Linked DNA regions of Homo sapiens: region 2 is linked to region 1. The links are chromatin contacts, found by Hi-C or POLR2A ChIA-PET in ENCODE. All regions are on one chromosome and are shown on one strand. The core of a region is the stretch at or near the end of the contact, and the rest is flanking DNA. Distances in the headings are between cores, read along the strand shown.

What was found. Hi-C counts contacts between places; a loop is a spot of excess contacts on that map. ChIA-PET counts read pairs that join two places held with the same protein, here RNA polymerase II (POLR2A). Pooled maps may share reads with other maps.
Region 2: a loop to region 1 is called in a pooled map, with 7 times the contacts of the local background. The contact joins two enhancer-like sites. A Hi-C loop is called at or near these places in 4 of 50 pooled maps. POLR2A ChIA-PET finds 5 or more read pairs at or near these places in 2 of 52 experiments (H1 and activated naive CD4-positive, alpha-beta T cell).

The regions. Positions count from the first base shown.
Region 1 is chr5:54,608,469-54,613,002 of GRCh38, forward strand. It overlaps a transcript of SNX18 not described here. Among named protein-coding and RNA genes, the nearest start is that of SNX18, 93 kb to the left of the region's middle. Within about 2 kb of position 2,208, at least 5 of the 41 ENCODE cell types and tissues checked have a DNase peak (open chromatin) inside an H3K27ac peak, as active enhancers do.
Region 2 is chr5:55,060,778-55,065,311 of GRCh38, forward strand. No RefSeq gene overlaps it. Among named protein-coding and RNA genes, the nearest start is that of GZMK, 39 kb to the left of the region's middle. Within about 2 kb of position 1,819, at least 3 of the 41 ENCODE cell types and tissues checked have a DNase peak (open chromatin) inside an H3K27ac peak, as active enhancers do.

The DNA of each region.
Region 1 (4,534 bases), core at 958-3,457:
CAAGTAATCCTCCCACCTTGGCCTCCCAAAGTGCTGGAATTACAGGCATAAGGCACCACACCCAGCCGCCATGCTTTTTAAATAATGGATTGTGACCTGTTTGTGTACTGACAAGTACTTACTGGGATATGGAGATAGCCTGAGCTGTTTAAATAGTGTTATGAAATCAGTGTTGAAATAAACAGTTGAAGAAGGAAGGATGACTGGTGTGTCTGTGTGGGGGTGTATATGTGTATGCATAGTTGTGTACGACTGTAGCAGGTATTAATCTTAGTTCCCTATATTCAAGTGTGCATCACTTTATTTTCTTTAAATCATCTGAGTACCCATCCTCCTAGGCTGGTGGGAAATTCACACTCAGCCCTTGGTGTCTCTCCCTGCCCTCCAAAGTGTGTAAAGGTCATTAGGTCTTATTAAACACTCTGGCACAGGGAAGACTGTCACTCTAGTTTACAGCTGTGGGTCCACACTGTTTTCCACTAAAGCACCAGTCCATTGTCCCAACCTGTATATCTCATGCTGGGCAGCTCAGCTGCTAATTCCCCGTTCTTAGTGCATAGGACTCTGTGATGAGGTTGGGAGCATCTAATCTCCCATGTTTCCTCACAGCCTCTGAGGTCTTGACACCTTCTCACAGTCCAGTAGAAATTTCTGCAATGATGGAAATGTTCCATAACTACTCTGTCCAGTATGGTAGCCACTAGACATATGAGGCTATAGAGCACTTAAAATGCAGCTAGTGCCACCGAGGAGCTGAATTTTTAATTATATTTAATTTTAATTAATTTAGAACTTTAAAACCACACATGGATATTAACTATTGAGGTGGGCAGTACAGCCTAGGGGGTACTGCCACATTCTTGGTTATGATTTATCCTTCTCTTTTGGCTTTCTAACACCTGAAGAAAATCTCTCTTCCTTTCTTGTTGTCCCCAAAACACATCTTATCTCTCCTTGGGGACGTCATCCGCAATCTCTATGATGGTATTCATTTTCTATTTATTTACTTATTTATTTATAATATCTTATTTTTAGAGTCAGAGTCTTGCTATGTTGCTCAGGCTGGCCTCCAACTTCTGGCCTCAAGTGATCTCCCACCTCAGCCCCCTAAAGCTTAATTTTCATAAAAAACTGAAAAAGCCTCAAATCCTTCTATTTGTCCCACCCTGCAAAAGGGCTGAGATAAAAAAAATGCCAAGGATTTGGCTACCTCCTTGAAATTGAAAAGAAAGAAGTATAGGGAAGACAAACGTGAGCCAATATGTCAATAAATTGCCATGCCGTGGTGATATAGTTTGGATGTTTGTCCCTGCCCAAATCTCATATTGAAATGTAATCCCCCACATTGGAGGTGGAGCGTGGTGGGAGGTGGAGCGTGGTGGGAGGTGATTGGATCATGGGAGTAGATTTCACATGAATGGTTTAGCATCATCTGCTTGGTACTGTCCTTGGAATAGTGAGTGAATTCTCGTGAGATCTGGTCATTTAAAAGTGTGTGGCACCTCCCCTCCTCTCTCTCTCTGTCTTCCTTACTCCTACTTTCACCATGTGACATGCCTGCTTTCCCTTCGCCTTCCTCCATGACTGTAAGCTTCATGAGGCTTCCCAGAAGCTGAGCAGATGCCAGCACCATGCTTCCTGTATAACCTGCAGAACCGTGAGCAAATGAAACCTCTTTTCTTTATAAATTACCCAGTCTCAGGTATTTCCTTATAGCAATGCAAGAACAGACTAACACACACAGTAATACAGTATGACTTAGGTAGGTATCTGAATGATGTGACACCACCCTTGTGTCACATCTGTCAAGAGCTTCAGTCTAATGTGTGTATAGCACTCCGTGGTTTACCAAACCTCACACCACTGAACATGTCGCTACATTGCTCCGACTTTACACACAAAGGAATGGAGGTTGGGAGCAGTTAGCAGAAGCTTAAGCAAGTGATTTCTGTAACTATGGTGAGACTTGAATCCACCCCTACACAGCATCCTGGGCTGGCCACTCTGCAGGGCAGATGGAGAGTGATTTACAAGCAGAGTTTTCCGCTCAGCCAAGATTGGAGATTCAGATGCTTCCCCTCTTGGCCATATTTTCTTTTGCAAATAATCAGGCAAATAACCTGATCAGGCAAATAACCAAAGAGATTATTTGCATAATGTTATTGCTTTGGTGTGTTATTTGTTGGAGTGTGTTAAATAACCACGAATGTTTATTAGTCAGCTCTTCCTCTGCCAGCAGAAGAATGTGGTCCCTGAGATACTTTCACATCCTGTTGTGGTGTTGAAGTAATTAGGAGGGTGTAACAGGGAGGGGGTTAACCCTTGTTGCAGCCCTGGCTGAGGGGAACATATAGATACAAGCTCGTTAAGAGCACAGTCAGTTAGTAGCCTGACATTAGTCCTTGAGAAGTTACCCTTAATCAGACATCCAAATTTCCCTAACATTGTCTGATTCTTTAGGAAAATACAGAATCATCTATTGGCTACGTTTACAAATGTTTTGGTTGATTTCTATGGTCACCCTCTACCCTAATCCAGAACAGAACAGACTGAATATTTAAGGATCATCCTATGTAAATTCAGTTCATTCAACCTCTGCTTTTTAAAAATCTCCTCCTTATGGGTGTTTGCCCCATAATCTTTGCTTACTTTCCAGGTGCTGAGCTTGACCTGCTGAGGAGTCTGTCAGTCTCAGGCTGCTGCTAGTCCCTTGATAAGATAGACGCATTTCCCTGAGAGATATATTTTAAACATATCACTTCCTTCTGGTTTTTAAGATCATTCTGCTGTCTCTTGAACATCTTCAAGGTAGCCCTAAGCCTGCTGGCCTCACCCGCCCCAGTAGGAAGCATGCCCAAGATGGTCCTTTCCCCACCCAGAGAGAGAATCACCATGCCCTGTCTCCTGAACATGACTTTGACTCTACAGTCAAAAAAAAATCCCTTGGGCCTTTGTTTCCTACTTCACCCTGCGGGTCCCAGGGTAGTCTGCTCTCTGTTGTCCTCCAGGTCCCCTTCTAGATTCCATTCTCCTGCTGACTAATGGTGTCTGGAATGACGTTCTAGAAATTATTTTCCTCTCCAGGAACAACTTAAGGGGAGGAAGAAGAGGATGCCAGCTAGGAAATCGTGTCTACTGATTCCTAGTTTGTCTTTCACTTGCCTGGAATGGTAACCCCAGATATTTCCAAGAGGTTTCAGTCTATACCTACTTTAGCTTATTCCTGAAAGCATAAACGCCACTCACATAAGCCTTTATCTGGTAAAAGAAAGGAGAAGTGGGGGTGGGGGCTGGAAATGATGGGGAAGCAACTTGACTGGTTTGAGGGGGGATGTTTACAGTGTTGGGGTGAGGCAGGGTGCCTGGAGCAACACATTGTGAATTCTGGAATTTTCTTCTTCTTCTTCTTCTTCTTTTTTTTTAATTAGAGACAGGGTCTTGTTCTGTACTCCAGGCTGGAGTGCAGTAGCACAATCATAACTCACTGTAACCTCAAACTCCTGGACTCAAGCGATCCTCCCGCCTCAGATTCCCAAGTAGCTAGGACTACAAGTGTGCTTCACCATGCCTGGCTAATTTTTAAATTCTTTAATGTAGAGATGATGTCTCACTATATTGCCCAGACTGATCTTGAACTCCTGGGATCAAGCGATAACTTGTTGTTATAATAGTTAATATTATTGTTAGTAATGAGCTATTCCTAATAAGGACCATTCAAGTTATTGCTTTGGCAGAGGAGCAATTAAAGAGTAGATTCTTTCCAATTTTCCTCTTAGAGGGTGGGAATTTTTTTTTATTTTTTTTTTTTGAGATGGAGTCTCACTTTGTCACCCAGGTGGGAGTACAATGTCGTGGTCTTGGCTCACTGCAACCTCTGCCTCCCGGGTTCAAGCGGTTCTCTTGCCTCAGCCTCCAGAGTAGCTGGGACTACAGGTGCGTGCCACCACACCCGGCTACTTTTTTTGTGTGTATTTTTAGTGGAGAGAGTGTTTCACCATGTTGGCCAGGCTGGTCTCGAACTCCTGACTTCATGATCTGCCGGTCTCGGCCTCCCAAAGTGCTGGGATTACAGGCGTGAGCCACCGTGCCTGGCTGAGGGTGGGATTTTTAAACTTGGATTTTATCGGCATACGCACTGGGGCTTACGTTTGTCATAAACACTAGAAAAAACAAAACACTGTCCACTTAATTTGAAGGCAACAAGGCATGGTGCAGCTGATCTGTTTTCCAAAGCTGCAGCCATAGGTCCCTTTTCCTTCTCCACTGTCACCCGAGCCATGTTCCTAGCTGGTCTCTATTACAGTCTTCGCCAAGGACAAACTCTGACTCAGGAGACAGTGACAGGAGGCAATCTGTCATGTTTCTCAGTCAGTGACACTCTCCCAACCAGCATCACTCAACCCACCCTCACCCCAGACACTAGATTCCCACCCTAGGGCAGCTAATCCAGACGTAAGGCATCTAATCGGAGACCTTTTCCCTTCCTCCTTTTCATTCCATCCCCCACAGCAAAGCTGTCATCTTGTGTGTTAAA
Region 2 (4,534 bases), core at 569-3,068, 450 kb after region 1:
AATCCTGCAAAAAATTTAAAAATAAAAATAAGCAAATGAACTATTACAGGCCACAACATGAAGTTTTTTAAGCAAAAAAGATGTACATTAATTTCCTCAATATCTGCCATGCTGTACATACTTAGCTTTTTGAAATAGCATCTAGAGCCTGTGAAAATAGCAATAGACATTTTGGGGCTCTCTGATGTTCTTGCCATCCTTACTCTAAATTCATTCACACCCAAAGTCTTCCTCGTGCTAGAATAAAGCCAGCATTCGATCCAAAAATACAACAGTTTGACCTGAGCTCTTCCGCCAAGATACAGTTCACTTGCAGTTGTGTGTTTCTAATGTTGGTGAAGAAAAGCCAGGAGCCTTCAATGTCCAGAAAGAGTTGGCAACACGGGTTGGCCAGTGGTGTCTATGTTGAGAGCTGGTTCACCTGCCCTCTTCAGAATGGTTGTCAAAATCTGTTCAGGAAGCCCTCAAGGAAGGCAGTTTTCAGGCTAGCCTATTGGTCCCCTCCCCCAGAGTATGTTAGTTCAGCATCTGTCTCAGAACAAGAACTCAGTAAATATCTCACAAATTAATGAATAAATAATTAAACCAATGAATAAATAAATGAAATTCTACAAGAAAAGTCCAACAAGCCTGGAAAAAAGCTGTGCCACCATTAGTTATTCTAATACCCCTGCTCCCCCGTCACTGAAGGAAATAGATGCTGCACTGGGAGGACATGTCATCTTCATCAAACCCCTGCCCGGTGGAAACACCAGGCAGGCAATAAGCCCCACAGAGCCCTCTCTCTGCACATTCCCATCCCTGTGCCTCACAGTCCCTTCCAACATAGGAGCCTGAGGATAGATCACAAACTTCCCAGCTGTTCCCTAGAGCCCTATCACCCAAGAAGGAGAAGGAGCTATGAGGAGGAGGCTGGGGTGGTAAGACTTGGGACCCCCACATGTATACACACATAGTCAGAGCAGCTCTGACTTTCATCTATTTTATATTTTAGTTTTCCACAGAAGATTCAATGAGGTGGGCAAGTTTCCTCTCAAAAAAAAAAAAGAAAGAAAGAAAACACTGGTCTAGCTGCATATTACATGACTATAATCTCCCAGAGGGCAAGAGACTGGAATTGTACCACCATCCCCTAATACCTGGTACAATGCCATGAACTTGATCGGGAAGTGTCTTGGGGCATCAGGCAAGAAGTGCCAATTACCTGGGTCCTAATCCCAGCTCCAACATAAACCTGCTGGGCAAGCTACATGATAAATACTGTTCCATCTTTACTCTTTAAAAAGTGCCACTCTGGAGATTTTTCTACACTAACATCTCCTCATGAATACCTCATTCATGATTTTATCAGCTTAGTTGAAATGTTTTATTTTAGCTGAAGACATCTGAATCGAGCCTTCACTTTCACATTCGGTCAGCATCCTGCACACATGCATATGCACACGCTCTCACCCGCTCCATTCCCCAACACCGCAACCCACATCCCACCACACCCCGCATCCCATCCTGCCGCCCAGGGCACCCTGGGACTCCCCTGCATCCCTCTTTAGATGCCAATTAAGAAAATAAATAGTTCTTATTATCCACTTACCCTTAAATACCTTCCTTGAGAAGTACTTACATCGTTTTTAATGAAGTGATCTGGTGGACAAAGCAAAAACTAATCCAAATTGCCAAGAGCCCCCAGAAGTCCCAATAATTAGTTCTATTCTATTCTCCCATAATGTAAGATATGGTTTTTAGCCTCTAAATATTTACTATTTATTATAGTAAGATGTGGTGTATCTAACTCAAACAGCTAGCGAGCTACCACTCTGCCCAACAGCTGTGCTTTCAAGTGGTTCAGTACATAACCACAAACACTGTGGCTGTATTGCTCTCTGTAAACACTATAAAAAGTCAAATATGCCTATATGCTTCTCAAGTTCACTCAGACCAAAAAAAAACTCACCTGTCCCATATACTATCAATAAAATAACTCCAAAAAGTCCAAATAAATGCAGAATAAACATTTAAAATACTCTAGGCTGGATATCTTTTTACATTGTAATTCACTGTAATTAGTCAAATCCTGTCAGAATGTTGATACAGGATATTTGGTGAACTGGTCAAGTTTAATCATCTCTCTAAAATGAATGGCAAGAATATATTAATATATTATAAGGTCACTCTCCTGTCAAAGGTACAATTAATATAGACAGCACAGGTAAGCCACCAAGGACTCCAAAAGTACAGAGAATAATGTAGAAACCTTTCCATATCTGTCAGCCCCTATCACCAGTTAACTATCAAATTTTGCCAATTCAACTACTTTTGAAAGGTCAATTTATAAATGTCTTATACTATAATCTTTTGTATGTGTGTTCACAGAAAATCAAACAGGCATGTGGCTGTTTGGGGGCAGAGAAATTAGAAGAGAGCACTATCCCCTCTGACGGGGCAGGTACTGCCTCATATGTTGCTTTGGGCTAAAACCCTGGGTCTCTAGGTGCTGAGAGAAGCTAGAAGGAAGGATGACAAAGTCTGTAATTCCTGGGAAATGAGACAGGCAGCATAGCCCATCCAGGCTCTGACTCACTTGGAGACCTTCTCTCTTCTGGCTCCATCCATCCCCCACGTCAATCATAACAAAGAGGAAATCAGCTTTGCCCTCGGGGATGCATCTGGCAACAATTATGATTTGGGGGTGAGTCCAGGTTTAGTTAGGGTATAGGAGGTGCACTGACATTTGCTGAGTGCCAACTATGTGCCATGCAACACTTTACCTTAGTACCTCTCTACCCTGACAACCAGTTCATCATCACCTGGAAAACAGGAAGGAAACGTGGGAAGGCCTGGGACCACTCCAAACCAAGTATTTCACAGTCAGAACAATTACTTTACCGTAATCCTCTCAACAGCCTCATAAACTAGGTACTGCTGTGCTCAGATATGACATAGACATTAAACAGCAGGGCCAGAATTTAGAGCCATGGCTATCTTCTTTCTAAAGTCCTACTCTTTTCCCTGACCGCAGCACTAGAGACTAGCTAGTCTGGTCCTCATTTAGACCATACAATCAATTCAGAAAGTAACTAGATACTTCATATGTATTTTAAATGGAATAAATGAATATATCATGTTCTAAAACTTGAATTAGAAAGGTAAGTTTGTCCAAGTAGATCAGATTAATGAAACAAAGAATCAGACTGCAAATGTAGGCCCAGGTTAACAAAGAGTGCAAAGCCTTTCATTCCTTCACTGTGGATAAAATGTTCACTCTATTCGTCATCTCTTCAAATATTCTTCAGTCTCCTTGCCTGTTTTCTGACTGGGATTCCAATTACATCACTGTTAGTTTGATATTGTCCCACAGCTCTTGGATAGTCTGCTCTGAGTTTATTTTTGTTTTGTCTTGGTTTTCACTTTTTTTCCTTTGTGCTTCAGTTGGGGCAATTTCTACTGACTTGTCTTCAAGTACCCTACTTCCTCAGCACAGTCACGTCTGCTACTGAGAATAACAAAGTTATTAGTCTTTCACTGTGTTTTTCATCTCCAGCATTTCCATTTGGTCCCTTTTTATGGTCTCCATCTCTCTGTCAATACCCTTATATGTTCATCCATGCTATCCCCCTTTTGCACTGGACACTTTAATATATTAATCATTACTACTTAAATTTTCTTTCTGATAATTCTAACATCAGAGTCATATCTGAGTCTGATTCTTTTGGTGCAGGACAGGGGCAGCCCTACACCCTGCATCTGGTGAAGGATGTGTAGGAACAGGATTTCCCTGAAGTGGGGTGGGTGGGAGAAAGGTAATTGCAACTTGCTTGATTTTCTGACCTGTGGACTTAGAATGAACTTTGTCATGAGAACAGACTTTTATGGGGTTCCCACCAAATCTTTCTGGTTGCAATTTGGTCAGTTAGATGTGGTCTAGGACTGGAGGTTTCTATGTGGTGGGTTTTCTACGTAATGAAGCTGCTAGACCATTCTGCCCACCCCTGCTCCCCAGCCCAATGGAAGGTCTGCATCTCATGTCATCCCACGAGGCCACTCACTGCCTCTCACTATTCTGCGCCTCTCATGATCACTTGCACAGTCCCCTCATTTCTTTTTTATTAACCACTTTATTGAGATATAATTTCCATACCATAGAATTTACCATTTAAAATGTACAGTTCAATGATTTCGGGTATATTACATTATTAATTTGAAAAATTTTTGTAAATGTAGGTAGCGAACTTTGCCATTTTAACCATTTTTAATTGTATAATTCAGTGGCATTAATTATATTCACAATGTTATGCAACCATCACTACTATGTATTTCTAAAATTTTTTCATCACCCTAAACAGAAACTCTGTAATCATTAAACAACAACTCCTCGTTCCCCTCTCTCTCTAGCCCCTCATAGCTTCTAATCTACTTTCTGTGTCCATGGATTTGCCTATTCTAGGTATATTATGTAACTAGAATCATACAATATTTGTCCCTTGATCTGGCTTATTTCACTTAGCACAATGTCTTCAAGGTTTATCACATTGTAGCA